Linked DNA regions of Mus musculus: regions 1, 3, 4, 5 and 6 are each linked to region 2. Evidence: chromatin loops called from intact Hi-C (ENCODE). Cell type or tissue: left cerebral cortex. All regions are shown on one strand. Region 1 holds the start of Gm19461 (predicted gene, 19461). Region 2 has its middle 33 kb from the start of Gm51648. Region 3 has its middle 2.7 kb from the start of Golt1a. Region 4 holds the start of Etnk2 (ethanolamine kinase 2). Region 5 overlaps Ren1 (renin 1 structural). Region 6 overlaps Plekha6 (pleckstrin homology domain containing, family A member 6).

Region 1 (5,000 bases), 88 kb before region 2:
GCTATCTGTCTCCAATCCAGCCCTCCAGCCTAAGCTGGACTGTACCCCGGTTTCACAACAGTAACTGGAGTTAGCCACAGAGAATGGCTGCACGTCTGCCCTGCGTCTTGGGGATTCTTCACTGGCAGAAAGGACAGTTATCACCTTCCTGGGGGAAGGGGGGGGCGGGGCTGCTATGAGATGAACCATGGTGGGCATCAGGGGGACAAGTGGCTGACTCCAAGCAGGTAAACACCAAGTTCCCCGCTCCAGAGCACAGCCCTTCTCGGGGTAACTTGGTTAGAATGTGGGCTCCATAAGGGACAGAGCATGGCGGGTTTCCTCCCTCATGCTCCCAGGGCCTGGCACAGGATCTGTGTCTTGGTTACTTTGGTCTGTTTATTGTTTGTCAACCTGACACAAGCTAGAGATATTTGAGAAGAGAGAATCTAAAGAGATTCCACCATAACACTGGTCTGTAGGAATGTTTGCTCAGAGTTTTCTTGGTTGATGATATTGGAAGGACCAGCCTGTCGTGGGCAGTGCCACCCCTTGGCAGGTGGTCCTGGACGGTGTAAAAGAAAGCAGGCTGAACAAGCCACGGTGGAACAAGCCAGGAAGCAGCGTTTCTCCACAGCCTTCTTCAGTTCCTGCCTTCAGGCTCCTGCTCTGAGCTCCTGCTCTGACTTCCCTGCTTTGGTCAGTGTTTATCATAGCAGCAGAAACACAGACCTGTACAGTCTGTTTTCTTCCTAGCAGATCTGGGAGATGGATGAATAAAGGCCTAGCCCCGTGCAGAGATGGGCCCTTGAGACAACTTCTCCTCAGAGCTTCCTGTCAAGCTTCCTTGATGACACACTGAGGGTTAAACATAGCCAGACCTGAAGTCTACACAGGGAGACCCTTTCTCCACTCAGGCCAGACCTGAATGAGCCCTTTCCTCTGGGTCCCCATTCGCTTAACTCAGGGCTGCACACAGGGAAGGAGAGGTGGGCATTGAGCCAGCAAGTGACAGGTACTGTGGGCCGTGTGCTGTGTTTTTCACACACAATCTGCAGGACGAATCAACTGCTAGATTTGAGAAGAGAAAAATCAGGCCCTGAAAGGTTAAGTCACTCACCCTGAGGTCACACTACGGCCAAGTGACTAACCTGTGATTCAAACCTGACTGCATTTTCCTCCAACGTGTTTGACGCAAATAGCCTAGGACAGCTAGTGAATGACCCTCACCTTTGGCTCCTAGCCAAGCTTAGAGAATTCTCTGCAGGCCCCCCCCCCCCAGCTCAGAAAGAGGAGGAGGAACTGAGCAGGGGAAGTGAGATTCAGGCTCTGCAAGCCACTGGCGGGACCTCCCACTTAGGTGAGGGAATTGTGGTCCTCACTCCCTCTAGACATTCAAATCCACAGAATGGACCCAGCGCTGGCATAAAGCTGAGTACTTTTGAACATCTTTCTCTCTCCTTTCCCCAGTGTCCGCACCAGGTACTCACCTGTGACGCACAGGCTGAGGCACTGACTTCTGGGCTGGAGGGATCTGGACCCGAGCAGCCTCGCCCATGGCCTGGATCCAGGCCTCCTGCTCCTCGGGGCTCTCGGCACTGAAGAAGTAGGTGCGGACTCCAGCGTGCTCTGCCTGTGGGGAGAGGCAGTGCGTAGAACTGGCCCCAGCCTCATCTACCCAGTGAACAGTCACCTGCAGGGAAAGGACACCCACAGGAGGGGCAGTCAGTCAGGCCGCTCTCAGCACTCAGCTTCTCCCCAGAGGAGCTAAGGAGCTAGGAAGGAGGGTGGAGTGCAGCTGTCTCCCATATACCTGACATGAGAGGTCTCTGAATACTACCTAAAAGCCCTATCACCAGGAAAGCAAGCTTACCTCCCCCCACCTGAAGTGGCTGTAAGCAAGAGGGACAATTACCACACCCTATCTCCCCTTCGATTCCACCTTTGTGATAACAAAATTACCACAGGGCAGGAGGAGTTGGTCCCCTAAACAGGACCATCTCAAACCCAGCTTCACTACTGAGAAGCTGGCCCTACGCCTTCCTCAAGAGGAAACACCTGAGCCCCTATCCACGGCATGCAGGGCACACGCTGGCAAACGGTCAGAACACTACCTAGTTGACGGCTGTGAGCAGGCACAGCGGGCTGGAACCCAGAAGAGAGCTCCTGTCCAGAGGAGGGGGTCCTCATGCGGCCAGAAGGAGAAGCAGAGACAAGCCAACCGACACCAGAGGAAGAGACAGACCAGACAGTGAGGAGCACAGGACAGGTATTATGGGTAGTTCCCTTGTAGTCAGTGACACCACCCAGGAGGACAGCACTCAGCAGTGCCCAGCTCAGCCGGACAAGGGATAGAGCATGGAGGGCTTGCACTATGGGAAAACTGGGGCTGCAGTGGGCAGTGAGTCAGGGAAGCCCAGCATCAACTCCAGCTCCTCCCTGGCAGACAAGTTGCTATTTTGCTCCCGCTTAAATGATACAACGGTGGTTTGATATGATACAATGATACAATGATTCAGCGGTTGCTGAAGGGTAATAGGAGAGAGGGACTAGCCAGATTCCTTCTGGGACTTTAGCATACTCCTCTAGTGACACCCTCAACTCCTTAAAAAAAAAAAAGGTAATTAAAATTTACATCACCTAACAGGGGGCTCCAGATGTGATTAAGGAGTCTCATCCCAGCCTTGGCTCCCTTGAGTGCTAACCCATGGGATGCGAGTTGAAGGGAAAAAGCGAGGCCCCTGTGGCTAAACTCAGTGCTCTCCTGAACAGCCAAGTCATGCCCTCACCCTTCCAGCGTTTCCGGGATCAACCGTCAGGTGATTCCCTTCACTGTGTCCCATATGCATCTCCACCTTCACCCTTCTCCAGTGTGGAGTTTGGGGGGATTGGACCCCAGGCTTCCTCTCTTGGGCTGGACCCTGCCCTTCAGCAGAGAGCCCAGCAGGAGGCAGAGCTGCTGAGTTCTTAGAGGGGTGGTGCTGATGGACAGTAAGGGAGCTGTAAAGAGGGCAAGGAGGCTGCTGGGACTTGAGACTGAATAGCAGTGCCCAGGGCCCAGGAAAACCCTCTGACAAGAACACAGGGTTAGTATGGTCTTGTGGGAGACAGAGACAAGGCTGGTGATGTGTGGCAGGGCAGGCTGGAACCAGCAAATGAATCTGTTCATTCCATGAGCATTCTGTGAGCAACCTGTGTACCCCAGCTTGCTGGCCAGGGGGCCCCAATGACAAGGAAGATAGAAATTACACTGGGGCTCACTCACACTGGGGACAAAACATGCCACGAGGAACAAGGAGCAAACAGCCCCAGGACCAAATGCTTGTGACAGGAGAAGGCAGAGGGCCTGGGAAAAGACAGGGCTATTGATGGAGTGCAGGGAGGGGCACCAGCTTCTAAGAAGAAAGGAGCTGGAGACTTGAGGGTGTGGATAGAAGAAGCTAAGGCATTCAGCTGTAGCCAGGCAGGGACAGTTCCCGGCTCCTCATTATTTGCCATCCAAGACTTGTGCTTGGTGGCCACAACAGGACAAGCCTGCTGTCTGTCTGTCTCGGCTCCCCTCCCTTCCCTGGGGATGAGACACTGAATAGCACAGTCAGAACCCTTTGTAGGCCACTGAGCATAGCTATCACGTGGGGGCCTTAAAGAGGCAGAGCACGACTTGGGGCAAGGAGAAGGAGGGTGTGCAGGTCTGGTAGGCACTGGAGTGATCTCGCTAGGCTCCGCAGCAGGGTGTGTATCTGTCACTCTAGGACGTTTATCTGATGCCTGCAGCAGGCACAGTTCCAGTCTGGAGTGTGTGGCTCTGACAGGTCTGGTAGGAAGGGCGAGACAGGCTGTGGATGCTGTGTGGGTGCAATGTGTCTGTGTCTCGGGACTGTTTGTTGGTTACACAGCCTGCTCCTATTTCCCCCAGCTACAACCCAGCTCCCTGGAGTCAGAGTTGTATAAATTGTTCCTTCTATTCACACCTCTGGCACCCCAGCCCCTGAGAGGATGGAAAGTAATTATGTGCCAAATATGTCCCCTCCTCTCTCCCTGGCAGGCCCTGTGTATGGTGCCCACCTCTTTCACCAGAATCTGAAGGGCAGAGAGAGCCTTGGAAGCTCAGACACCAACCTGGTGTGACCTGTTCTGTCTTTAATGCCAGGGTTGAGTTTTAAGGGCTTTGGACAGCAATTCTCAAATGGAAGAGGGGACTTTATTCTAAGGCATGCAGAATCAATATTATTATCTCATATTTTGAAAAGGAGACTAGGGTACTCTGCATCACAAAACACAAAGGGCATGGGATTTTTATAGTTTTTAATGGGTCATGAATTTTTAAATGTGGAAAACTACTGGCCTAGGAGGAGCCAGCTGCAGGCACAGCTTTGCTGAGTAGGTCCCCCAGGGGTTCTGAGGGAGGGACACTGAGCGGGAGGAGAGTCCCATTTTCCTGTGCACGGGTTCTCTCAAACTGTTGTCTACATGACCAGGGGCAGGACTCAGGGCAGGACACTTGCCCAGCATCCACAAGACTCGGGGTTCATAACTCAAGACTAAAACAAAATTCAACTCATAATGTTCTCTAAAGAATAAAATTTGAGTAAGTTTGACTGGAGGGAGGGTCCCTGCATATCCCTGGGCTCAAAATAGAAAGGAAACCTATTCAGAAAAGACCTGAGAAACCCACCCACCAGAGCTCGGCTCAGAAGAGGAGTGGGCTGCTGGGCACAAGGTACAAAAGGTTCAGGACACAATTTTCTTCCCTGGGGAAATTGTGGCATCACAGAGACACAGCTCTATTGGCCCACCGGTGCCATATATACCCATCAGGCCCCTGAGAGAAGAAGAGGGAACCCCAGCATGGCCTCACTTGGCCTCCCAGCTACCCTGATGAGTCCAAGGGCCACTACCTGCTCCCTTCTGGGCCACCACACAGGGCGTCCTAGGGGACATACACTTTACTCTGCTCCAGCCCCACCCAGGTTCTAGAAGAGCAGATGCCTTCCTTTCCCCACCTGGGAGAGGAAGCCCAG
Region 2 (5,000 bases):
GGCACATGCACAGCTTCCCTACTCCCCACTGGCTCCCAAAAGAAGTTTGGTTCTGAGAGTATTTAATGAGAAAGGCTCATGCCAGCTCCAGCTATGTCAACCTCCTGCTTGGGCCTTTTCCAGCAAACCAAGCTCTCTCTAGCCCAGCCACCTTCCTCCTGCCTTTACCTGCCCCAGGGGCCAAGTAAATGTCCAGCGTCCATCAGATGGGCTGCTGAGCAGGCAGTGAGAAAACAGGAGCGTCATCCACAGCCTACTACGTGACACCTCACCCTTGTCTGGGGTGCTGTCGCAGTCAATCCTAGGGGCCTCAGCTGAGCCCACCCCTGGGCGCCACTGGGCCAAGATGGGGGGGGGGGGTAATGACGGCAGCTCAGCCAGGGCAGGCGCCTGGCTCCTGGATTTCCTCAGTAATTACTTCATTTGCACTGAGCAGGAAGAATCCAACTCAATCATCCAGGCAGACACACTAAATGTAATTATCTATGTAATGTGTCCTGCACCATAGCCTTCCTGTGAAAAAGAAAAAGCAGCCGAATTGAGGGGAGGGCGGCCCCTTTGTCTCTAGCCCTCGCAGCACGCCACCAGGATTAATTACATACAGCGCTAACACGTTTATCACCTCGCCACCAAAGGGGAAACCAAAGGCTTTTAATAATTCATTATCTGCAGCCCAGCACTCTGAATGGTTGTGCGGAGACACAGAACCCCCGCTCCTTTCTGCAAGGAAAGCCAGGCAACTGTGCAGGTGCCCAAGCCGCTCTTGCCACCGCTCTGGAAGCACTGCTGCTCCACCCCCACCCCTATTCCCATCCACGGCCGCGGACCCAGGTGCTGAGACACGGGCGCACTCCTCTCCGCTAGCAGGATGGGCTCGACTTTTGCCCGGGCTAAACCGCAGCTGCCCAGAGGTGGTTGCCGGACAGTTGCACCCGTAGAGTCCTCCCCACTTCCACAGGGTTCAGAGGCTCCGGGTGGGAGGACCGGGACAGCACCTGCAGTGCCCCGCAGCCATCTGGACAGGGGCTCTGGCAGAGGCGTGCCAGCTAGGGCTCCGCCCACGCATGCTGGAGCCCTGGCGGCTGAGTGCGCCACTGGAGATGCCAGATGGAGAGCGAGAGGTCTTGAGGGACTTGGGATGAGCTACCCGGTCCTGAAGGCTACACACCTCTTGCGAAACTTACTGGGGGACACATCCTTCTCCCCCACCACGCTCGAGCCCGCCTCTCTGCATCCAAGATCTCCCACCTCTCACTCTCCAGCCAGACTGGCTTGCAGTCCCAAAGGGCATCTCCCAGTAGCAGCTTTTCCCTCCTCCTCCTCCTCCCCCTCCTCCTCCTCCTCCTCCTACCCCCCTTTCCTCCCCCCTCCCCCTCCCTTGCGTATCTCCGACCACTTCAACCCTAGACTTCTCACACAATAGCCCAGTCCTAGGGCTCTAAACAGCGGCAGTTTGCTTTTCCATCACCAATACGGCATGTTCCATCATCCCCCTGCCCACAAATCCTTAAGCAGCTACCCACTGAACCGCAGACACCCCCTAAGAAACCAAGAGCCTCTGACCCCTTGCACTGAGGAAGGAGAGCCTCCACCGACCTGAACCTGACCCCTGGACCCTTCCATCTCTCTTCCCTACAAAATTAGAGATAGGGCGGGGCTGCACCTTGGAGGTTGGCAGCCCCAAAGCTACCCTCACCCGGGGACGCAATTCAAATGTAATCAATTCAGAGGGTGCCGGCCCATCCTAGGGATTCTGGAGGGGTGAGGTCACAGAAAGGCTATAATTAGCATTCTCAGCATCCATGATCCCTATGTACCGCTGCCAAGGCTGAAGATGAAGAAGGCAGTTCACTGCAGTGCACGCAACCCTGGCCTGTGCGGCCAACACCGGCTGCCAGCTCTGCCCCCCAGCCTAGCCTTCTTTCTCCCACCTCTTAGGTCTGATGCACCTAAACGACTCACCGGCTGGGCCTCGGAGGTGTGATCCCGCGCTGAGAGCGCTAAGCGCGATTTCGGAGGCACCCCTCCCCCAGCTCGGGCCAGCTGGGGTCCTCCTCCCCCACCCCTGGGGACCCCTTCGGAAGAGTGCCGCTCTGGATCTAATCTGATCTAATCAGTCATCTTCTCGCTGGCAGGTCCCTGGCTCCGGGGAGAGGATGCTGTTGTGGTTACTGCAGGATCCAGCACCTTTCCCAGGCAGAAGCAGCTGGGCATGCTCCATCGGCTCCCGTGGGGATTTCAGGACCACGTGACCCTCCCTCCCCAAGCTGTCACTTAGGATCAGGAGTAAATAGTCCCCTGAAAGGTTTAACTCCATCCACACCAGTGACGAGCTGCTAACCACCCTTGTAACCCTCCCCGCAGAGAAGGGGTTGGTGGGCACAGCCTCCCCGGCCTCCCACAGACAGGACAAGGCTGCCCCCCAGAGGGCATCTGGGCCTGCTGCGTATGGGTAAGCAGCGTTTTTTAAGAGTCCTACCACAGGAGACTGCAGGATGCTGTTGCCCCTGGGTTTGGCACTGTGGTGGGGCCTCGTGCACCCAGTGGTGGCTTTTCAGTTCTGTGACTGTCCCCAAACAGAGAAACCATTTCATAGAGGGTTTTGCTAGGATCCTAATACTTCCATATCCCTCAACACAATGAATTTAAAGGAAAAATATTAGGAGAGCTCTGGGACCCATTTAAAACAAAAACAAATAACCAAAAACAAAATAGGATCTCATAGTCTTCATCCCAGACTAGTCTCCAGTGACCAAGCCTTCAATCTGTGCTCTTCAGTATTGATGGGCAGGGGCAGGGAGCTTTAAACATCTCTCCCCTCTACTGTGCCTCTGTTTCTTTTCACATCTCTCTGGGAAAGGAGATTCTCCATGACAGTGGATAAGTGCAGGGGAAACCTTGGTTTTAGGACCAGGATCAGAAAGGAGTGGGACGGATTTGCCCTTAACTCCCAGGGGTTTTGTCTCTGCCACACCTTGGACCCAAAGCTGGAGACCATATCATTGAGGTCACTTTTTTTTTTTTTTTTGAGTTTTTTGAGACAGAGTTTCTTTGTGTATCCCATTCCTGGCTGTCCTGGAACTCACTCGGTAGACCAGGCTGGCCTCGAACTCGGAAATCCACCTGCCTCTGCCTCCCAAGTGCTGGGATTAAAGGCATGTGCCACCACTGCCTGGCTTGAGGCCACTTCTGAACATAGAAACATTCCAAAAAGCAGGAATTGATGAATACCTATAAGGTTCCACCCACTTGATAAGTCTATTGTTATTTGTAAGTGGACTGTCTTGATTTAAAAAATAAAAACAAAAAGCAGCCTGGGCTGAAGATGTCTGCTCAGTTGAGTGCTCGTCAGGGTACATGAAATGAAGCCCTGGGAGTCTGCAAACCAGCACCCCATAAAATACAGTATAGGTAAGATCAGAAGCTTAAAACTATTCTTGGCTACTCAACGAGTTCAAGGCCAGTCTGGGCTACATGAGGCCTTGTCACAAAAGAAAAATGAACAAAGCAAGAAAGCAACCTGTTCCTACTCTGAGTCTAACCACGGTGTGTGAGCATCCCTGTGTGAGCATGAGCATCCCTGTGTGAGGATCCCTGTGTGAACATCCCTGGGTGAACATCATCTCTGTGTGAGCATCCCTGTGTGAGCATCCCTGTGTGAGCATGAGCATCTCTGTGTGAGCATGACCATCCCTGTGTGAGGATCCCTGTGTGAGGATCCCTGTGTGAACATCATCTCTGTGTGAGCATCTCTGTGTGAACATGAACATCCCTGTGTGAGCATCCCTATGTGAGCATGAGAATCCCTGTGTGAGCATCCCTGTGTGAACATCATCTCTGTGTGAGCATCTCTGTGTGAACATGAACATCCCTGTGTGAGCATCCCTATGTGAGCATGAGAATCCCTGTGTGAACATCCCTGGGTGAACATCGTCTTTTGTCACCTGGAGCACTTTCTTTAAAAAAGGATCTGCTTTAGAAGGCACAAGAGAACTCGTCCCTTCCTGCACCCAGGAAGAGATAGATTAGGAGACTGGAGATATGGGAGAGACTTGATGGAGTCAAGCCAGGAGCCTGGGGAGGTACCTAAGGGACAATCCTTCTCATGCCTCCTCAGGGTAGGGGGGCACATGGCAGCCTATCTGCTCTCTTGGTAGGGTTTCCCCTCTCTTTCCCTCAGCTAGATGAGCTGCCAGGCTGGTCCTCAATGACTCTGTGGGAAAGCCTCTCGGCTAAAGGGGCAGGGAAGTTGTGAGTAAGGGCCCCGTGCCAGGCCCAGTTCACCTACCCAGCTCTCCAGGACTTGGCAAGGATGTCTGGTACAGGTGGGGCCGAGTCGGCTTCCAGGCAGCCAGAAATGAGGGACTCTTGGGGAGTCCCTGGCCTTGAGAAGTTAATGGAGCAAAGTGGGGTTGAGAGAGATCCCAGTACGCAAGAGGGGAAGAGAAGGGGACAAGGACCCCCAGCTCAAATGCCATGCAATCTTAGGCAGCTGGAGAGGGCAGCCAACAGACAGGCCCGCTGGGCGGGTTTCCTCTTTGGCAGACAGAGCGAGAGCTGCAGACAAGGCTCTGGCTCACCCAGAAGCCCAAGCCAGAAGGGTGGCTGCTTCTGGAGGACACAGGGGCTCCGGGGGGAGGAGGGTGAGAAGCCAAAGGATGACTGGGCTGGGCACAGTGCCTTCCTGCCAGGGAGCAAAATGGAAGATGTATGAGGCCTTATGGGGCTGGCAGGGTGGAGGCGGCAGAGCTGAGAAAGCAAACATGCCTTGCCAAGTCTAAATCTCTCCTCTGTTAGCCCAGCCGAGAAGCAAACTGCTCCTGAGAAAGGCTGAGGAGGAAGCTTAAGGAAGAAGGAGCCCCAGAGAGAGCACCTCTGGGGTCTTGCCTTCCCATTCCCAATACAGTCTCATCTCACTCACTCACACCTTCAAAGATCATCACTACGCCACACTCCCCACTGGCCCTGGGGGTCACTAAACTGGTGGACTAACTTCCCCT
Region 3 (5,000 bases), 130 kb before region 2:
GTCTGGGCACAGCTGGTTTTCTCGGAGAGGTGGAATGGCGCCCCGGCCCTTCGGATTTTATTTTTATTTTTTTTAAGACTATCTCTCCTGCCTAGACTGGAACTCACTATGAAGACCAGGCTGGCCTTGAACTCACAGAGATCCACTTGCCTTTGCCACCCCAGTGCTGAGATTCAAGTCATGTGTCACCACACCCAGCTTTAAAATGTGCTGGTTATTTATTTATTTATTTTGGTTTTTCGAGACAGGGTTTCTCTGTGTAGCCCTGGCTGTCCTGGAACTCACTCTGTAGACCAGGCTGGCCTTGAACTCAGAAATCCCACTGTCTCTGCCTCCCAAATGCTGGGATTAAAGGCGTGTGCCACCATGCCCGGCCTATATATTTATTTTGTTGTTTTGTGCTAGCACACGTGAGAGATACTAGGGGCACAGACTCATGAGTAAAACTTATATCAGACCTAAGGGGAGTCAGATTTATATAAACCAAGGGTGTAGGTGTCACGTGGAGTTAGGCAGCAGAGACTTCAAGTTCCTCCCTGTCCCTCATCTCACCCCGCCCCCGCAGTGCCCTGATGGGGTGGTGAGGTTGAGCAGGTGGAGAATTGTTCTCAGGAGAAGACGAGATAGATAGGGAACCTGTGTCGATCCACTGAGTAGCTAGATAGACATGGGCACATCATTCCGTGTTCTGCAAGCCTGGCGAAGAGGCAGATGGGGCCTCAGGGGCCAGCCCAGCACTGAGGACCACTTGCTGCTCCTGCAAGGGAACCCAAGAAAGGCAACCAGGAGTGGATCCCCTGATAGCATCAGACAAAGATAGAGAAACCAGGGTTTATATAAAACTTTAAGTTTAAAGGGTCAGGCCTGAAGGATAAAGGCGCTGTGAAAACTCACATAAAGCTGGAGGGAGGGATCCAACGCCACAGAATTGTCCTCTGACCTCTGCATACAACGGAACATCTTTAAAAATTAAGGGAAAATGTAAAGAGTGGAAAAATACGAAAGTTTTTAGTACTTTTTTTGAGATAAGGTCTCACTACATAGTCCTGGCTGTCCTGAGACTTGATATGTACATGAGGCCGACCTGGAACTCACAAAGATTTTTCTGAACTCTGCCTTCTGAGTGCTGGAATTACAGCATGTGCCACCATGCCTGGCTTATCATTATTCATTTTAATTATATGTATGCATGTGTGTGTGTGCACGTGCATGTGTGTGTGTGTGTGTGTGTGCAGGTACCTGTTGAACAGGAAGCTTTAGAGCTGAAGTTAGAGGTGTTGTGAGTTGTCTGACGTGGGTGCTGGAAACCAAATTCAGGTTGCGACCCTTTAATACAGCTGCTCATGTTGTGGTGAACCCCCAACCATAAAATTGTTTTGTTGGTACTTCATAACTGTTGGTTTGCTACTGTTAGGAATTGTAATGTAAATATGTGACATTCAGTATATCTGATGACCTGAGGGGGTCATGGCCCACAGGTTGATATCTGATATTTGGGATATCTGATGTATGACCCCTGAGGGGGTCATGGCCCACAGGTTGAGAGCCACTGGCTTGAGAACTCTCTTCAATGATTCTGGGGTGCTCTGCTCACCTTGGGCAGATGCTTTGCAACCAGTGTCTTTGTTTTTCAGCAACACAGTCTGACAACACTGAAAGAACTCTCGATTGCAGGAACTGTTATAAACTGCTATAATAATAATAATAATAATAATAATAATAATAATATGTGTTGCCAGTACACATATTATTTGATAATTTCGAGACTATGTCACAGTCCATTGAAGTTTCTTCACAATAATCTCACAGAGGTGCTTATGAAACTTATTCTAAAAAGCTTAAAACCCCACACAAACATTTTAGTAGTATGATGAATTGACATTGAATAAGCTTATATGAGAAGCGCTTTTTAGCTCAGGCATTGACACTCTAAAGAGCTTTGCCGAGGACCAAGGCAAGTCTTATTTTGGATGTTTGTGCTGCTCAGTGCAACAACGAAAAAGCTAGCCAGGGATTTGCTGTCCATGCTTGAACCAGCTAAAGGCTCTCTTGCAAATCTTCTAAACACCCACTAGGGGGCAGTACGACAGCCATTAAAACCGGAAAGCTCTAATGTCATGCATGAGACCTTAGGGTTTCTATTTAAAATTTCTGTACCTCAGTTTCTTAGCTAAGAATAGTACCTACCACACTGGGGCGGCGGGCATTACTGAGAAGCATATACCAGTGCATTGATCTGGGCACCCTGATTAATCATATAAGCACTAATGAGATAGTTATTGCTATTAACATTCTAGTATAGTTATATAAATTACTATCGTTGTTATTAGTCTTCTATTAATAGGCTGTTATATCTAAAAATTATGCTTTTAAACTGCTCCCAAAAGATATCAAATATCAGCTAGGAATACTCTTTTCCATCACTTCCAATGTAGCCCACCCAGGAGCAGGGACAAGAGACCTCTGAAGTGGACACTCCTGGTCTGATTTTCTAGCCACAGGAGCTGGGAGTCCACCATCCACCCTCCTGGGGAGGGACCTCCACAAGGCCAACCCGAGGAAGGAGTCTGGCCATAGAACAGCCAGACTGAACCTCAGCCTGTGGCTGCTTTCTCAACTGGCCACCATGGGAAAGAGTGATGCATGTTGTGAGCAGGAGGGGGCGCCCTAGAGGCGGCCTGGCTGGCCAGCAAGTCTTCCAGCAAAGCCTTAGCTAGAAAAGGAAGAAGCTAATTAAACATTCATCCTTCCAACCATCATGCCTGGCTCATGTCACCGTTACACTCTGCCATGATTGTAAATGAATTCAACTTTTCAAAAGTGCTTTTTCATCCCTTTTCTCTTTTTTTCTTTTCCTTTCTTTTCTTTTCCTTTCTCAAGAACTTCTTAGGAATAGACACTATCATCAGATGAAGAATCCGAGACTGCAGAACCCAGTCACTGATCCAGATATCTCTGTTTAGAACACCTCAGTTCTGGACCACATTCTAGGACTGCTCTAGGGCAGAGGTTCCCAACCTGAGGGTTGTGAGCCCTTGCAATGGTGTGTGTATGTGTGTGTGTGTGTGTGTGTGTGTGTGTGTGTGTATGTGTGTGTGTGTATGTGTAAAATGATCCTTTCACAGGGTCACCTAAGACCATCTGCATATCAGAGATTTACATTACAATTCATAACAGTAGCAAAATTACTGCTTTAGATTCTAGACTTGGAGCCTTGGGTCCTCTAGACCAGTGGTTCTCAACTTTCCTGGTGCTGTAACCCCTTAATACAGATCTTCATGTTGAGGTGATGCCCCAACTGTGGGAAGCCACATGTGCCGTTGCTGAGTGGCACTGACTACTGCTGGCCACCACGCATAAGATTGGACAAACAACCAATGTGTACATATGCAGTAAAGTTTTTTGCAAAGACACTGCCTGGCCCAGGCATGATAATGAGGTTCTGTAAGGTACTGAGAGTATAACCAATCAGATGTGAGACATGCAAATGAGGTATGATAATGAGGTTCTGTAAGGTACTGAGAGTATAACCAATCAGATGTGAGACATGCAAATGAGGCATGATAATGAGGTTCTGTAAGGTACTGAGAGAGAGTAGCCAATCAGATGAGGAACATGCAAATGAGGCTTAGTGCATAACCAATCCGGGTGTGAGACACGCCCCTCCTAGGCCTATAAAAGCAGCACCAGTTCTGGGCTCGAAGTCTTTTCGCCTCTACAATCAAGCTCTCCCAATAAACGTGTGCAGAAGGATCCTGTTGCAGCGTCGGTCTTCCTGTCCAGTTGAGCGCGCGCAAGACCCAACCACAAAATTAAATTTTCATTGTTACTTCATAACTGTAATTTTGCTAGTTATGAATTGTAATGTAAACATCTGTGTCTTCCTAAGGTTTTAGGTGACTCCTATGATAGACCCTTCGACACCTAAAAGGGTCGTGACCCCCAGGTTGAGAACTACTGCTCTCGAGTATAGCTGGACCAAGGTGTGTGACCCCGGCCAACAGGGTCTGGGACCTGCCTGACCTATCACGTCTAAGAAATAAGCAATCGTATATACAGTTCCAGAGCAGCTGTCTGCAAGGGCATACTGCAGAGGCCACATACTGGGTGATCTGAGGAGGAGTGGGTAGGGCTGCCCCTGGAGGATACCAGGCATCTTCATCCCATGAGCGGATACGCTCTTGTTTGAAGAGTCAGTGATACTGGGTGCTACTTAATGACTGCATAGCTCCCCTCAGGCACCTGGCACAGGCTCCGGTCTAATGAGGGTGCGGAGAGAGAGTCTAGAATGCTCAGGGTCTAGAATGCGACCAGCTTTCCTATGCACACCCATCTCCTCAAAGGTGCCTTCTTTTCGACCTGTTTTTTGAAAAAAAAAAAAAAAAGATGTATTTTTTATGTGCTTGTATATGTATGCAGAGGCTGGAGTGCAGCACTGAATCCCCTGCAGTTGGAGTTACGTACGAGCCATTGCGAGCCGCCTGACGTGGGTGCCGGCCAGGAACCTAGAACTCAGGAACCCAGAACTCAGGAACCCAGAACTCAGGTTCTCTGGCAGAGCAGCTCTTGCCTGTGGAGCTTCCGGTTTTGAATTGTTTTGTCGTTTAAGGTTTATTTTTATTTCAGTATATGAGTATTTTGAGTATGTGCCAGCACTGCAGGCTTGCCTGGTGCCCTCAGAGGTTAGGACACCGGATTTTCTTGAACTGGAGTTAGAGATGGATGGTTGTGAGCTGCCTTGTGGGTTCTGGAAGCCGAACCTGGGTCCTCTGCAAGTGCTCCTAACTCCCCAGTTGTGCAGGTTTGAGTAGGAATGGCCCCCATAGACCGCATCTGTTTGAATACCTGGCTCCTAGGGAGTGGTAGGAGGTCTGGCCTTGTTAGAGTAGGTATGGCCTTATTGGAGAAAGAGTGTCGCTGTGTAGATGAGCTTTGAGGTCTCATATGATCTTGATGAGGTCTTATCAAGCTGTGACCTGATTGCTGTGCTGGGATCACAG
Region 4 (5,000 bases), 180 kb before region 2:
GCTCTCTGCTCTAGAGTAGTATCCACAGGGCTTGAAGGTTAAACACAGTTCCTAGGTGCTACATATCCAGGGACTGGGACTAGGACCTAGTCCTTGTGGGCCTTCTGCATGAAGGCCTCAGCAGTACTCCAAATCTGGATGTTCACTGTCAGGGAACCCAAAGGGCCCTCAGCTATGGGGGAGGAGAGGCTAGTCCAGCCTGCTAAAGTTGAGTTCGTTCATCCTGCATAGGCTCGTTGGTCTTCACACTTTTCTGTCTTTGCAAAAGATGGGAGGAAAGCTGGTCAAGGTGTCATACACCTTTAATCCCAGCATTTGGGAGGCAGAGGCAAGTGGGTCTCTTAGAGTTTAAAGCCAACCTGGTCTACATATCAAATTCCGGGACAGCCATTGCTACATTGGAAGGCTCTGACTCCAATAAACATAAAATAAATAAAAAAGAAAGACAGGCAGGGTAGAAAGCCTGTGTGCCTTCAGAATTTGGCTCAGACGTCATTCCCGGGGCTTCTGAACATTTCCACGGCAGACAAGTGGACAGAGGTTTGAGAAATGGGGTGGGGTGGGGTGCGGTAACAACCTGGTCTCTGCTGTGTTCCCCTGGAACTCAACCCTCTAGTGGATACCCCTGTAAGCCTATAGAATGGTGTAGCCTCTGAGTAGCATATATTAACAAATATTTTCAATGCAATGGCGGGCCTTATGACTCTCTTCATTGTTCACAGCCAAGACCATCAAAACCACAGCCTCTGAGAAAATGATGTATAATGCCCTGTTCCCTCCTCACCTGAAGAGCTGGGGCTCTCGGATGTGTTCAGGTCCCAGGGCCACACCCTGCACATACTCGTAGCACAGCCCGTTCTGAAAGGTACAGTAGAGTTTGGGGGCGCAGCCGTGTGCTCGCAGCAGTTGGAAGTTTCTGACCTCATTCTCCCGGTCCACCAGCAACTCCGTGCGCTCCCCATACACCCGGACCAACACGCAGTCCCGCATGTCCTCCTCCACATAGCAGGCCAATAGCTTGTTGGTGATGCCGTCTTTGAAGCGCTAGCATGGGGAGAGGACAGCCATGGGTGGGAGGGTGCGGCATGGTCCTCCGCTCTCTTCCCAGAGCTTCAGTCAAAACAGAATTCGTTCACTGGAATGCTGAACATAACCCCACGCCAGCTAGTACTAAACTGTGCCTTGGAATAAAGGGACACTCATGGTGGTGGATGGGAAGGAGCAGCCACACTGAGTCCAGGCACACTCACTCAGCCTAGCTGCGCGTCCAGGCCATGCTATCTAGCACAGTGGCCACGTCTGCACTAGGCGCTGGAGAGAGGCCCTCCCCTCCTTTCTCCATCCTGGCCCTGAAAGAACCCCACTGCAGGCAAGAATGTAGCCAGGGAGGGCTAGAAATTGCCCAGACAGACACCCTGATCAGCTGCCTCTCATTAAGGCAGGCAAGGGCTCTCAGAGCTGTATCTCCTGCTCTATCCAGTGGCAGAGAGACAAGGAGGGTACTGAAGTTGGCACTCTTCCCAGGGCTTTGGTGGCCAGAGGTCCTTGAATCTCTGAATTCCACACCAGGAGGAACAGGAGACAATATGAGTGGGAGCCCAGACTCTCTGGGCAGGGTGATAAGGAGGGAGGAACCCTGAACTAAAGGTTTATGGGCGCTATGGGGCAGAGCTGGATGGGACTTCAGGGGACCCACCCCTTCTAGGTGAGACGACAGGCCTAGTGGGGGTCCAGATTAGCATCTGGTATGCAGTGCTGGGTTTAATCTCAAATATGGCTTGATGCCTTCACTGTCTGTTCCTGACCAGGTCTTCTGAAAATGTTACCACATTCAGCCCAGATTCTCCTTAGAGCTGCCCCTTCCATACTCAGAAGGCCAATGACATGGGGCCCGAACCCTCCAAAGCAGGCTGTCAGGGGTGTAGGGCTGGGTAGGTTTTTAAGAGAATGCAGGACAGCGAGGGAGGGAGTAAGCTAGGGGCTCGCAGTGGGCAGTTCTGCCCACAGGTGTGTGTGTGGGACAAAGTATTCAGCTGAGGTGGGAAGAAAATGGAGTGGGGGTCAAAAGGGGCGTTGCTCAGAGCTAGCCTGAGGCCACGTGAAGAAGGTCTCAGGGCTTAGCTGGAATTCTGAATTGCACAGGGCTGGCTCCTGGGGCCACAAGGAATGCTCAGATCCCCGAGGCTTGGATCTCAAGTTAGGGCGAAGGAACAGCATGGGTGTAGGGGGAGGTTTCCTTAAAAGTTCGTGCTTCCTCGGGTTGTCAGAGTGGCTGGGTAGCACTTCTGAGCAACTAGGGGACAAGCACGCAGCGACAGGGGGTGGGGCTGCACGCGCAGCACGCTGACAGTGGGCAGGTGGACCTCCGGCGGCAGGAGCAGGCGAATGGGGAGGGTCCAGGGAAGCGTGAGCCCAGCTTTGCATAGGGATCAAAGAGAAATGGAGAGTTACACACATATTCAAACCACGGTCCAAAACATCTCCTGCGCAACAGCCGCAAAACCCTGGAACCCGCACTTGGAGGATGCACTGACGGGCGTCCACGCAGCCCCTCTGCAGCCCGGCAGCGCCCCATCCCCGGCCTCACGCCCTCTCGGCTACCTTGGTCCGAACTTGTTCGGGCTTCCAGTGCGGCCGCAGCTCCCGAATGAGGCGCAGGGCACCGGGGAGGATGTCGTCCTGTTCCACCGTGACGCTGAAGCATGGGACGGCGGCCCTCGGGGGCCCTGGAGGCTCCCAGCAGCCGGCGCTGGCCACCGCCTTCTCCTCCATGCTCCATGAGCACTGCGGGCAAGGCTCCTGCCTCCGCAGGTAAAAGGGCGAGCACGGCACTGGAGCTGAAGGGGGCACAGCCATTCCCAGCAGCCCCACCCCCTCGGAGCCGCCGCGCCCGCGTTAGCCCCTACGGGGGGGCCCTGAGAGAGAGTGGGAGTGGTCGAGGAGGGGCCAGGGGAAGTCCATGACTCATGAGCGAGCTGCCTGTTCCAATCTCCGGCGATGCAACCGAGCAACACAGCTGGCCGGGAATCGCCAAGGTCCGCCGCGACAGTGACATCATGGGTCGCAGTAACGCCCCTTGCCCGCCCCGCCCCCGCCTCCGGGCGAGTGCAGCCCGCCATCTCCCGTTGCTGGCTCCACCGCTACCTGGAGCTCTGGGTGGGGGATGCCCCGCCTTAATGACGCAAAGGGCGGAGCCTCCCCAGGCCCCGCCCCAGATCCCTGCTCCAGTATCCTAGTACTGGTTGACCAGTTTCCCACTGGAGCCCACAGCTAAAGAGCTCTTTTCCGGGTAGTCTAGGGTAAGGGGCTGGGGCTAAGGAGGGAAGAGCTTGTCTTTGTCCCAACCTCATCCTGGAACGTGGAGATCGGATGCTCCTATAGTGTGGGCTTCGGCTTGCCATTAAATCTCTTGGGAAAGGTTGGGCTGCGTTTCTAAGGCCTTCTAGGCATCATTCAGCACCACACACACACACACACACACACACACACACCTTCGATGGAGAACAGCATGGTGATGGTTCAGGGTGAGTGTCCCATAGGCAGACTGGACTCTGATAGAATGTTCCAGGGTACTTTTATGAGTGTACAAGCACATTGTAAGCCAGGACTTTGAGCAAGACTGAGTTTGGCTCACTAAATAATCCTTAAGCCTTCCTCCCTGTCCTGCAAGGCTGACTGGGCATAGATAGTGGTCGCACAGGTGCCCGGAGCTCAGTGTTTTGTTGAGCAAAGAGGTGATCAAAGGCCATAGTACAACCTAGGGATCTATGTGTATGTAGCATGACAAGGGGAAGGGATAAGTCCCCTGGCAGACTTACTGTACAGAGAAGACACATGGAAAGAGGCCAGGCCAGCCCTTGGAAAGCCCGTCCCTTAGTCATATATTCCCCTGGTCACTTCCAGAGTGAGACCAGTTAGCTGCCAGCTCTCTAGCATAGAGAGACCTGGGCTTGCCTTGGGACCTCATTTCTTATCACCTCATACTGCCCTACTTGAAAAATGCCTACAAAATAGATGTGTTTCTGTGTCCCCAAGGTTGTCCCTCCGACCTACTCAGGAACATCTCCACCACGAGGCCTTTTGGTTCTTGCTGCTTTGCACCCAGGTCTTCTGGTCCAGTTTCTGTGCTGGTGCCTCTTGCAGGGGCCACTAGCCTCACGTGGCTACTCAGCCCTTGAAATGTGGCCAGTGTGACATTTTGTGTAACTTTAATCTTTATACGCATACAAACAACAGCATGCAGCCACTGTACTGGACATTGTAGCAGATGGTAGGGAGGGACCACCTACTTGAGGTCATGATGTCCCAGGATGCCAGAACTGGAAAGGACATTGCCTCCAGCTCTTTCTTTTGCAATAGGCAAAGCAAACCTTGCGGCACAAGGGAACACAATCAGTGGGAGTCCAGACTCGCTTTCTCAGCTCTGTGCCAGCACCCTGAAAGCAGCTCCCGCTATACAAATATCACCTCAGAGAAGCCCTGGGTCCTTAACCTTAGGAGAGTGAAATCCTACAGATACCAAGCGCTTGGTTGGGACACTCAGTACCTTGCTTTTGGGGGAGGAGGGGTCAAAGAGGGATGAGGGAATACAGGTTGATGCCTGCTTTCTTATCCCCTAAGCTATACACTCTTCATGGGCAGTCTGAGGGGTGAGTGGAAAAAGAGTCCTCTACCAGCCCATTGTGGGTGGTGCCTCCCCTGGGCTGGTGGTCCTGGGTTCTGTAAGAAAGCAGGCTGAACAAAACCTGTGGAGCTTAGGCCTGGAGGTGGAAGACAGCCCGTGTGTGCACCTGACCCAAAGCAAGGTGTTTGGAGCTCTGTCCCTGTGCCAGCACTGCGCATGTGGGACTGAGGTGAGAGCCCCGCCCCCAGGGGCTGTGTCATTTGGGTTGGATTCTCTCGGATAGTTTTTCAGGTTCCTTCTCCGCTTGATTCTTCACCGAGTGATCTTGGGCAAATTAGCCTTTTTATGTGTTTTTCTATGTGTGTGAGGTAGGATT
Region 5 (5,000 bases), 170 kb before region 2:
CAATTAGCAAAGTCAGACTGGTTACTAGGAAGGAGACTGTGGGGTTTAGGCACACACCCACATGCAAGTTAGATGCAAAGCCTTGCGCATCAGTGTCAGCAGGTTTGCTCTCCTGCAATTGGCTAGAAGCTGCCAAGGAGGCTGCACTTCAACTTCCCAGGCTCCTGCAGGGGGGTGGGAGGGGGAGGGAGGAGGGCTGGAGTATACTTGTCTGGAACCACAAGGGCCCTGTGGGTAAATAGAGGTGATCCTACTTACAGTCACCGAGTCCTGGCTGAGGAAACCTTTGACTCTCCCTGATCCGTAGTGGATGGTGAAGTCGGACCCGTTCTCCATGTAGCTGGAGGAGTCAGAGGACTCATAGAGGCTGTGAATCCCTAGCAGAGGGTTACAGGCCCCAGTCAGCACAAGAGAGATTGATTTACATAGAAGGCTCAGAGGCAGGACAAGTGATAAACATGGTTGAAGACTTAGGTGTGTGTGTGTGTGTGTGTGTGTGTGTGTGTGTGTGTGTTTAGTTTCCTGAGTCTCCAGCTTGGAAGAAAAATGTATACCAGGCAAGGATAGTGGTTTTTTGTTTCATCTTATGTGCTCGTGCTTCTGAGACATTTGTTTCAAAGAGTTCTAAAGCCATTGCTAACACTGATATAGTGCCAAAGAGGGTTCTGGGCACAGAGTAAGTACTCGGCATGGGAGCATCGGAAAAGCCTCAAGACCTGGAGTGGGTTTACAACTTTGTTCCTGTCTGAATCCTTGGGACACTGGCAAAAGGCCTTCCAGGTGCCCAGGCACTTCCCAAAGCTGGCTTATTCACCTTGGTTGCCATTTCAGAAAGAAGAGAGACACTTCCTCTCTCTTCCTCAGATCAGTGGTGTGGAGCTGAGGAGAAGCAGGTCATAGGTGCAGCAGGCAGAGCTGGGGGAGAGGCACGAGGCTTGACTCTTACCACAAGCAAGGTAGAGGCGGCTGCACTTGGTGGAGGGCACCCAGAGGTTGGCTGAACCCGTGTCAAAGATGACTTTGAAGGTCTGGGGTGGGGTACCGATGCCAATCTCGCCGTAGTACTGGGTCTGTGGCGGGGGCAGAAGGAAAATGGGGCCCAGAGAGATGGGGGTGACTTCAGGGCTTGGGGCCTCTGGTTTGGGGGGGGCATGTCTGGACCCCTTCTTGGCTCTTGGCTTTCTTTTTGCTGAGATGTGAGGACTCAGCATTGTCTTCTGCTGTCCTGGGATACAGGAGGCTCACTGGGGCATGGAAGCTTAATCAAAGCAATCAAAATGGCTGGACATGATGTCACATGCCTTTAATCCCAGCACCTGGGAGGCAGAGGTAGGTAGAACTCTGTGAGTTCGAGGTCAATCTGGTCTACAAAGTGAGTTCCAGGCTTGCCAGGCTACACAGTGAGACCCTGTCTCAAAAACAAACCAAACCAAACAACAAAACAATCACAACAGCCCCTCCCCACCAGACTTCTCGGCTGGTAAATAGGAGTTCTATGGGGTGCTCTTTGGCTCTCAGTCAAACATGGTGTGGAAGGAGTGGGGGCCTGCTAGTCCCAGAGAGAAAAGGAGATAGCAGATGAGCTAGGACTCACATTCAGGTAGTTGGTGAGGACCACGGGGGAGGTAAGATTGGTCAAGGAAGGCCTCTTTGTGAATACGCCCCATTCAGCACTGAGCCTGGTCATGTCCACTCCCCGCTCCTCCAGGATTTCCCGGACAGAAGGCATTTTCTTGAGCGGGATTCTGCTCCAGGGTAGAGAAAGAAAAACAGAAGAGTCGTGCAGTGCTCCAATGTTGACAGAGCCCAAATGTTGCCTTGCTTTTTGGTATGTCTAACACTAACCCTCTCCCATGCAATTACGAATCACTTTTAGTTCCCTGGGGTTTCTTGGAGTCACTTATTCTGGTACTAAGTAATTCCCAGATCTTATTTTAGTTAGATAAAGCAGTTTGTTCATCCGTCCATCCGTCTGTCCATCCACCCATCTGTCCATCAGTCAGTCCGTCTGTTCATCTATCTACCATTATCATCATCGTGTGTTGAACACCTACTCTAAGCCTCACTGTTCTGGAGAGGAACATAAAGGTCTATACAGCCTCTTGCCAGCTCCTCGGATTGACGGGCAAGGCAGTACCACGGATGGCCTGTAAGTGGCAGCAGATGCCCACAGCAGGCTGCAAGGACTTGTTGCTCCCTGGGGTATCACAGAACCAGGTGATATGTGCCCAATGAACCTAGCTTGACTCGGATTGGATCGGCCAGTGTCTATAGCTTGCCTGTGTGCCTCACCTGGGGACTGATGTGTCTTGGGCCTGAATCCTGGGCCCCTCCTCACCTCCAATCATTATTGACTGGCAAAATTCAAGAGATTTCATTTAGAACAGCAGCTCCCTGAGCTACTCCTGGCCACAGGCCAGCTGCCTGGCACGCACCCTCATACAAACCACATGACGGCTAGCTCCCTGGTTTTCGGCGGCAGCGGCGGCGGAGACATTGAAGGTTCACAGGGATGAAGATGACTCAGAAATGCCAAACAGAGACAGTCCAAGCTCTGTCTGTCTGTCTTTCCTACCCAGGACTGCCGGGACCAGGCAGACTGTTTTGCAGTTGGAGGAAGATGCCACCAGCCCTGAGCCAGGGCTTTCCCAGACATCCAGAGAGCCCTCTTTCTTCTCCAGTGTGAGCCCTAACCTTCCTCCCAGCACTCCGTGCCCTCACCTCCCAGCTTTGCCCATATTTCACACCTATCCGAGTAATCTCCAGCAGAAATGACTTAGTCCTAGCACGGTTTACAAGTATTTCCACTCTTGTTTTAGTTGACCCCAGCCATCTCACCAGATGGGTGTGTTTTATTTCCCCACTCTTCAAGGGAGGAAGACAGGTCTATTCTCCACCATTTCCTGAAAAGACCCATGCTTTGCTGTTCTTTATGACCCTTCCTCTTTTAGAAAACCTCTATGTTGTGTGGTAGGGCATGACATTAGTTTCAGTACTCAGGAGGCAGAGGAAGGCTGATCTCTGTGGGTTTGAGTCCAGTCTGGTCTATATAGTGAGTTCCAGGCTCCATAATGAGGCTCTGTCCCAAAAGAAAATAAACATAAAAACCCCCTTCTATTCCTCTCCTAGATCCTTAATCTTTCAAGACATGACCTGAGCCCATACCTAGATGCTCTCACCAAGGATCCCAGCCAATGGGTCCATTTCCCCTGAGTGCTCTCCACAAGCCTAGCCTACAGGGACAACGGGGATAGAGCCACCTGATGCTGAGGGCATGCTGCACGGTTCTGAGCATTCACTAACCTCTTCGTCCTCTGGCACCTTGATGGTTGTCTTGCCTAGTCACAGCTCAGGCTAAGCGTGGAGGCTGGACATTGTGTGTATGTAAGGCAACGGCCTTGAGAAGAAAGCCCATTGCTCAGCCCCTCAAGGTGACTTGCTCAATACTTTACACAGAGCAGGGAGCACAGAACCCCACGCCCTCTAGTTAGTCCCACACTCTCTGCTGCATGCTGGGAGCAAGATGGCGGGACTTTGGAAACAAAGACCAGTGGGTCCTCAGACCTTCCTGGAGGACATCCCTAGGATCCCCATCTGCAACATGGGTGCTGATGTCTGGAGACTCAATTTAGGATGAAAGCAACCCACCAGCTCCTAAGCACCAAGCAGATTCACAGCTCTCACTGCCTCGACTCTTTCAGGACTTCCTCATCGTAGTCCCCAGACCATTGCTGGGTGAGCCTTCTCTTGCCTCTGCCCTGCTCCTGCCTCAAGAAGCCTTGTTCCCACAGCCCTAGAACTGCACTAAATGGCTGTTTCATCCTCCCTCGTGGGGCTGCCAGGAGCCTTCCCTTTCCTACACTCTGTGGTAATCCATGCTGTAACCATGGCTTCTTACACCGTTCCCCGCCTGGCATCGGAAGTGCTATGCGTATCCTCTCATCAAATCTTCAAAGCAGCCGGTGAAGCAGGCTCTGCTTTCATCCTGTTTTTGAATGGCGGACTGAGGATTGGTGAGATTAGCTTGCTGCTTACCCTCATCTGTTGCTAGTGAAGCTTTTCAACCCAAAATTTTCTTGCTTCTTTATTTTAATGTTTATTTTTCTCCGTAGCATTCATGATTTCCTTTAAGGGCCAAAAGCCATCTAATGTGCTTCCCCGGGTCAAATTAACCATGCTGATTACCGTCATCCAATCCTTAACTGACAACCAGCTTCCTTTTGCAGACAATCTGTTACTGCCTATCCCAGATACACAATTAACATGATATTTTCCTCCTTAGCCACCCAAAGCAGACTTAAAGGATGCCTTCCAGGACTACATTCCTCAAACACCCTTGCTTTTCTAGGATCCTAACAACGGGCCAGGATGTGCTCCCAAGCAAACCATTGCAGGCTTAACGTTCCCCATCCACCCTATGCAGACATCCTGCTGCTAGGGTTCTGCTCCTCTGCTGTGATTACCCCACAGGTTTATCCCCACAAAAGAAAAGGACAGTGCCTGCAGCCACAGATCCAGTAGAGACAGCGCTGTCTCCTGAGACCTGCAGACCACAAAGCTGCCTTCCTCCAGACACCTCATCTGACGGAAGACTCCCGAGACACACGCTGAGATCCAGAGACACGAGCTGAACCCCACAGAGGACAGACTTGAGGTCTTCCAGCTACAGATGAACTCTCTCGCCAAAGCCAAAGGGCTGCTGAACTTGGGGGAAGTTACATGATCGCAAGGAAAACTTAATGTCTATCTAGATTAATTAACTGATAGTCATGTTACTCCTTTGGCCTACATGTTTCTTCTGATACTTCCACTCCACCCAAAATTTTTACCACAAATGACACAATCACTCCAGTGACCCCTCCCTTTTAAAAAAGTAGTAGAAGGGGGAGTTGTGGTACCCCTTAATTATGGCCGTCCACTAGGGCTTTCGGCTAGTCCCTAGGATTGTCAGAGCAGGATCATACATCCCTGACTGGCTGGCCAAAAGGACTGGATGATCC
Region 6 (5,000 bases), 110 kb before region 2:
CCCAAAAGGCCACAGAACCCGAGGCTGTGGCTGAGATGTATAGCATTCGGCCAGTGTGCACAAGGCTCTGAGGTTTGACTCTCAGCACTGAGGGGGAAAGCTGCTTGAGGCTGGAGATTTCTTTATTCCTTCTCATTTCTCCTTTGGGGACAAGAAGGTTATCTGGGAGCCAGGGAGATAGGTTAGTGGCTGAAAGTGCTCGCTGTACAAGACCAATGACGCAAGTTCGATTCCTGGAACCCATACAAAAAGCTGGATGTGGCGACACCAACCTGTAATCCTAGCATTGCCACTCCGAGATGGGAGGCAGAGACAATGGGATCACCTGGACACACCAGTTAGCCTGCGTGTCCAGCCCAGCAACAGAAGTACGGGAGACCCTGCCTAACAAGGTGGAAGGGGAGAACCGATCCTGCAAAGTTGCCCTCTGACCATCACACATGTACACTGGCATCCACACACATGTAAATGAACAAGTACATAACTTTTCAAAAAGAAAGCTTATCTCACGTCATTGTATTTTAGAAGCAGGTGAACTCGTTTTCAAGTCCCATGTGTAGAGAGGAATTCTGCCCCATAATGAACACTATCTAGAGTTCCATGCCTGTCATGCTAGAGATGGTTCAGAGTGTGAATTGCAGGGCTTATTTTCTGTGTGGAGGCCGAGCCACACTGTGCACACATTTGGGTGAGGGTACACCCACTTGTGCATGCCTGGGCAGATGTTAGAGACTGACTCCAAGTGTCTTCCTCTACAGCTCCTAGTCACTTCTTGAGACAGACTCTCACTGACCCTGCAGCTCCCTGTTTCGGCTACACTGGTGACAGGGAGTCTCTTGGATATGTTTGTCTTTGCACCCCCAAGTGTGGGATTACAAGAAAATGCTGTCATGCATGACTTTTGGACGGGTTTGGGGGGATCTGAACTCAGGTCCCTCTGCTTCTGCAGCAAGAACTTTACCTGCTGAGCCATCCCTCTAATCCTGTTTGTCTTTGTTTCTTTGCTTTTTCCTTTTTAAAGGTTTATTTATTGTTATATCTAAGTACACGGTAGCTGTCTTCAGACACACCAGAAGAAGGGCATCAGATCTCATTACGGATGGTTGTGAGCCACCATGTGGTTGCTGGGATTTGAACTCAGGTCCTTCAGAAGAGCAGTCCGTGCTCTTAATCACTGAGCCATCTCTCCGGCCCCCTTGTCTTTGTTTCTTGCGGCAGGATCTCAGCCTGTAATCAAGGCTGGGCTTGAACTCACTATGTAGCCTCAGCCTCTCGACTCCTGGCGTTCTAGGCATGAGCCCCCAGGCCTGGCTGGAGATGTGAGACTTGAGAATAAGTCTGAGCTAATAATGGTTAGATGAGATTTTAGTATTAAGGTTAATTACATTATAAATGGAGATTTTGGGGTTCTTGGAATAGAATGAGCACTTTCCAAGTAGAATGGCATGAAATTTGGCACTAGAGTTGTTGAATAGTGACCCCAAAAGATATCTTTAAACCATAGCCCCTCACCCCATGCCTGATACTATGCCCCTTTTTTGGAAGAAGGTTTCTACAGTTGTCATCAAGGTCATCATGAATTTAGGGATCCAAAATCCAAAGAGGGTACTAAGCACTGCTGGGAACCACTGTTCACAGGCGAGGCGCAGGACAGAGTCTCTCAGATTCCCAAAGGAGCCAACATGGGTGGCACCTTGACTTTGGACTTCTGGCCCCCAGAACTGGGAGTATAAAGCTGTGTTGTTTTAAATCACTAATCTGTGTGGTAATCTGTCAACTCCCAGGGCCCTAGGAAACTAACACTGTGTGTACTTCACCCTGACCTCTGTTCTTCCAGCTTCGTCCTGCCAACAGCGTGCTATGAGAACGCTAAACCCTCTCATGCATTTACGATGCTCATCTTCCTTGACCCTTGACATGTCCACGAGGGACGGTTCTCCCTCCCACGAGCTCTACCTTCTCCCCTAGTTCCGCGTCGTGACTAGTGTGGGCACTTACCCGTGAGGAGAGGCCATTGGTGAGTCCATTCGTGGTCCTTCTCACCACTGCTGATGGTGTCAACTCCTCCTCAGCAGGAGATTTGGTCCGAGGGGGTACAATGCCAACTACAGGAAGACAGAGCAGCCAGGGGGAGTCCTTGTGGGAAGCAGGGCCAGAGCATCTGCTTCTTAAGGAGAGGCCTGATCGCTCTCCCCACTGAGGCCTAGGGTAGGTGAGCACACCCCTCCAGCATGAGGAAGAACCTCAGCTTTTTAAGGCAAGTATGGGCGGAAGCATACCTTTGTTGAGAGCTGCCTGCTTCTCTGCCTCCACCTCTTGTCTGGTGGGTACCAGGTTGATATCTCTAGGGGTACCCAGGGGTGATGTCTGGCTCGGGTCTTTCTTGCTTGTCTCATAGCCTGTTTTGGGCTGGGAGGAAGGGGTGAGAGGACAGACAGCTGGTGTTAGGGTGAACGCTAGAGATTTGGTTTCCTTAATGCCTTCCTTCAAGTCCTTTAAGACGGAGCGAGCAGGGAAACTGTGCAGATACCAGCTGGTAAGGATGACTCAGAGAGGTCTCTGCCCAACCCAGGTAACTTGGAAAGCCTGAAGAAACACAGATGGTCTGTGGGCTTTAGATCACAGGAGGAGTCACCAGAGTGGGCTACAAATCCTAAGATCTCTGAGGATCCTGCCAGGATCCACACAGACTGTTTCAAACAGAATCAGGCTGTCCTTGATTCCAGGACTCTGAGGACGTGAAAAAGGTGTTTGTCTGTGGGTTTGCAGAGACTTGAGGCCTCAGGCACACTATGAGCAACCTCTTTCTGTTGCACAGTCAGAGATTCTAAGCCTCATAGAAAATTCAGAATATAAGAATAAAACTAGAGCCTAAAACCTCAGCAGTCACCAGGCCGGAAGCCTGGGTGATAGTTAAGTCTTGTCTACTTCATGGTGTAGCAGCTACGGGCAACACCAACTCTTCTGCCTGTCTGCCTGTCAGCTACACAAACCATATAAAGCAGAGCCTGGCTAACGGGTCTCTCAATAACAAACAACCAAGTCTAACTGTACACTCTGTCCTGACTAAGGACCCAGAACAGATGCAGGCCTTATACTAGAGGCCCATGAGACGCAGTGAGATCAAGCCAGAGGCAGAACAAGAACAGGAGAGACTGGAGTCTGAGGTGGGCAAGGGGTAGCAGGGGCTGGAGAGGGTGTCACTCCATCTCCTTTGGTTTAATCATGTTGGTAAGGATCTGAACCTGTGATCATCAGATGCTCACGAGCCAGGGTTGGGTAGGATTGTAATTCATTTTCCCACCGTCCCCAGAAAACAGAAGGGAAGCTGACCTGTGAGACTGTGCCTCCAGGGCCCAGAAGGCATAGAGTTCTGAGGGAATGATTGGGAAAACAACCCCAGGGCTCTACCCTGCCCCATGCCTGGGTCTTTGTCCCATACTGCACCGTCCCACCCTCCAAAACCCAAGGATGCTGGGTACCTGGCCCTTGGCTGTCTCGCCACTTCGATGCCAGGAAGGGGAGTTGGGGTATGGCCAGAAGCGGCTCTCATTGGGGAGTGGAGGGACGGTGGGAGGAGATTCCAGGGGGACGTAGGCTTTGGGGAGGGGTGGCCGAGGTGGGCCAGGTTCCTGAGGCAGAGAGAAGCCAGAGCATTAGGAAGAAGAAGAGCAGCCACTGTGAGAGCAGAAGAGAGAGTTAGCAGGAGCCAGATAGTCTTATCCAGTGAACTATGCCCCAGGACTGGGCACTGCACCCCACCCTGCCCTGGCGGAGCCCCAACTCCACTGGCAGCCCTCTGCCTGGCCACGGAGTCCTTCCTGCTCACCCTTGTACACAGCTCCCCAGCATTCCAAAGCTCCCCCATACATCCCGGCCTGCTAGGACGTCCCCATTCTGCATCTTTGCCTCCTCTGTCTCTCTTGGGTGCACTCCATTGGGCCTCACACTATCCAGACGCACCATGGTCCCATTAAGTTCTACCCCGTCTTCCACTGGAGTACCAGAGTCTGAACCATATAACTCATTGCTGAGATTTAACTGATCTCTCCTGTAGGTTGCAACCTGCTATGGACGGGTCCTTGTTAGATGCTGTCTCTCTGAACAAAGGACCCCAGGGCCTGCCTGGGTACCTTTTTAAGAGCTTCATTCCATCCCAATGAGCACTTCCTGACTGACTAGCAAACAGCTCAACCCCCTCACCTTGGGACATTCCTGGTTTAAGTTCCCGTCAAGCATGGGGGAATCTGTGCTAACCATTTTGGGGTTCAGGAAGACTTCCTTGTGGGGCAGCTAAAGAGGGCAGGCAGAGATGGGAGTGCCCGTAGGGGAAACCCCAAGGGAAAACCAGTGTGAGAATGATTCCAGATACCATGAACCAAACGCTAGAATGGGGCCCCTGGGGAAGAGATAGCAGACTGTATGTCCTTTCCTGGGATCCAGAGCTGGTCTTCTTGCCCCCCATCTTTCTTGTGCTGTTTTCCCAGCTTACCTCACTGGACCCTGGCTTAGTGGGAGAACCCTGAGAGCCAGACACCATTGAAAAGGGGCTCAGGGGACTGGTAAGGCTGGCAGAGCTGAGAGGGCTGGCTGGGCTGTTGGAGCTGTAGGTGGCTGACGGTCCAAGTCCTCCTGGGGAAACAGAAGAGAAGGGTAGAGTCGAGGGAGGAACATCTCAGCATACACACAGTCACAAGGGGTGGAGGAAGGAGAGGAGGCCCTCCATGGCTTAGGGCCATAGGCTGGAACCCTAGGCAGTGAAGAGAGTTGACACTGTAGCCTCTGATGTGTCAAAGAGAGCCAGCCTGAAGACCTGGGCTCCAGGTTAGCTCTAAAGTCACCCATGGGTCCTTTGGTGTGAGTTGGCAGGGGTGCCGGAGTACCTACCTCTGTGCTTGGCTGTGTCAGTGCCCCGAGAGGGGTTGTTCTTCCTCAGCCCTTCCATCACATCCTGGATCCTCCAGATCTCCTTTTGGATTTGCCGATTGAGCACCTCATTC

The links. A loop is a pair of places that touch in the nucleus more often than their neighbours do. Peaks named below come from ENCODE experiments on the same cell type or tissue, not always from the same donor. Only the 100,000 strongest peaks of a DNase experiment are listed, where the experiment ranks them.
Region 1: it touches region 2 in a loop (2.1-fold over the local background); 8 of 42 quality-filtered maps call a loop at or near these places.
Region 3: it touches region 2 in a loop (6-fold over the local background); 34 of 42 quality-filtered maps call a loop at or near these places.
Region 4: it touches region 2 in a loop (2.9-fold over the local background); 23 of 42 quality-filtered maps call a loop at or near these places.
Region 5: it touches region 2 in a loop (5-fold over the local background); 22 of 42 quality-filtered maps call a loop at or near these places.
Region 6: it touches region 2 in a loop (2.7-fold over the local background); 3 of 42 quality-filtered maps call a loop at or near these places.

What each region holds. Positions count from the first base shown.
Region 1 is chr1:133,266,672-133,271,671 of GRCm38, reverse strand. Plekha6 (pleckstrin homology domain containing, family A member 6) reads right to left here. Exons shown (of 27, transcript NM_182930.2): 7 at 1,470-1,612. Gm19461 (predicted gene, 19461) reads left to right here and starts at 1,864. Exons shown (of 4, transcript NR_037984.1): 1 at 1,864-2,248. In left cerebral cortex, a CTCF peak has its summit at 2,901 (motif pointing right); a DNase peak (open chromatin) is centred at 3,643; H3K27ac peaks cover 419 bases.
Region 2 is chr1:133,178,563-133,183,562 of GRCm38, reverse strand. It overlaps a transcript of Plekha6 not described here. Among named protein-coding and RNA genes, the nearest start is that of Gm51648, 33 kb to the left of the region's middle. RefSeq lists an enhancer at 1-2,895. In left cerebral cortex, CTCF peaks have their summits at 1,073 and 2,411; DNase peaks (open chromatin) are centred at 1,041, 2,304, 3,832, 4,685 and 2 more places; H3K4me3 peaks cover 2,528 bases; H3K27ac peaks cover 3,330 bases.
Region 3 is chr1:133,304,637-133,309,636 of GRCm38, reverse strand. No RefSeq gene overlaps it. Among named protein-coding and RNA genes, the nearest start is that of Golt1a, 2.7 kb to the left of the region's middle. In left cerebral cortex, CTCF peaks have their summits at 2,064 (motif pointing right) and 2,652 (motif pointing right); DNase peaks (open chromatin) are centred at 2,063 and 2,650.
Region 4 is chr1:133,361,620-133,366,619 of GRCm38, reverse strand. Etnk2 (ethanolamine kinase 2) reads right to left here and starts at 3,048. Exons shown (of 8, transcript NM_175443.5): 1 at 2,602-3,048; 2 at 785-1,044. The coding sequence starts at 2,856. In left cerebral cortex, no CTCF peak of the experiment used is centred here; DNase peaks (open chromatin) are centred at 2,377, 2,671, 2,713, 3,089 and 1 more place; H3K4me3 peaks cover 1,453 bases; H3K27ac peaks cover 1,283 bases.
Region 5 is chr1:133,350,872-133,355,871 of GRCm38, reverse strand. It overlaps Ren1 (renin 1 structural), which reads right to left. Exons shown (of 9, transcript NM_031192.3): 2 at 1,595-1,745; 3 at 947-1,070; 4 at 259-377. Among named protein-coding and RNA genes, the nearest start is that of Ren1, 2.7 kb to the right of the region's middle. In left cerebral cortex, a CTCF peak has its summit at 2,150; DNase peaks (open chromatin) are centred at 26, 2,173, 2,395 and 3,874.
Region 6 is chr1:133,284,879-133,289,878 of GRCm38, reverse strand. Plekha6 (pleckstrin homology domain containing, family A member 6) reads right to left here. Exons shown (of 27, transcript NM_182930.2): 17 at 4,888-4,999; 18 at 4,493-4,632; 19 at 3,483-3,632; 20 at 2,280-2,409; 21 at 1,999-2,105. Among named protein-coding and RNA genes, the nearest start is that of Gm19461, 18 kb to the right of the region's middle. In left cerebral cortex, no CTCF peak of the experiment used is centred here; a DNase peak (open chromatin) is centred at 2,614; H3K27ac peaks cover 1,694 bases.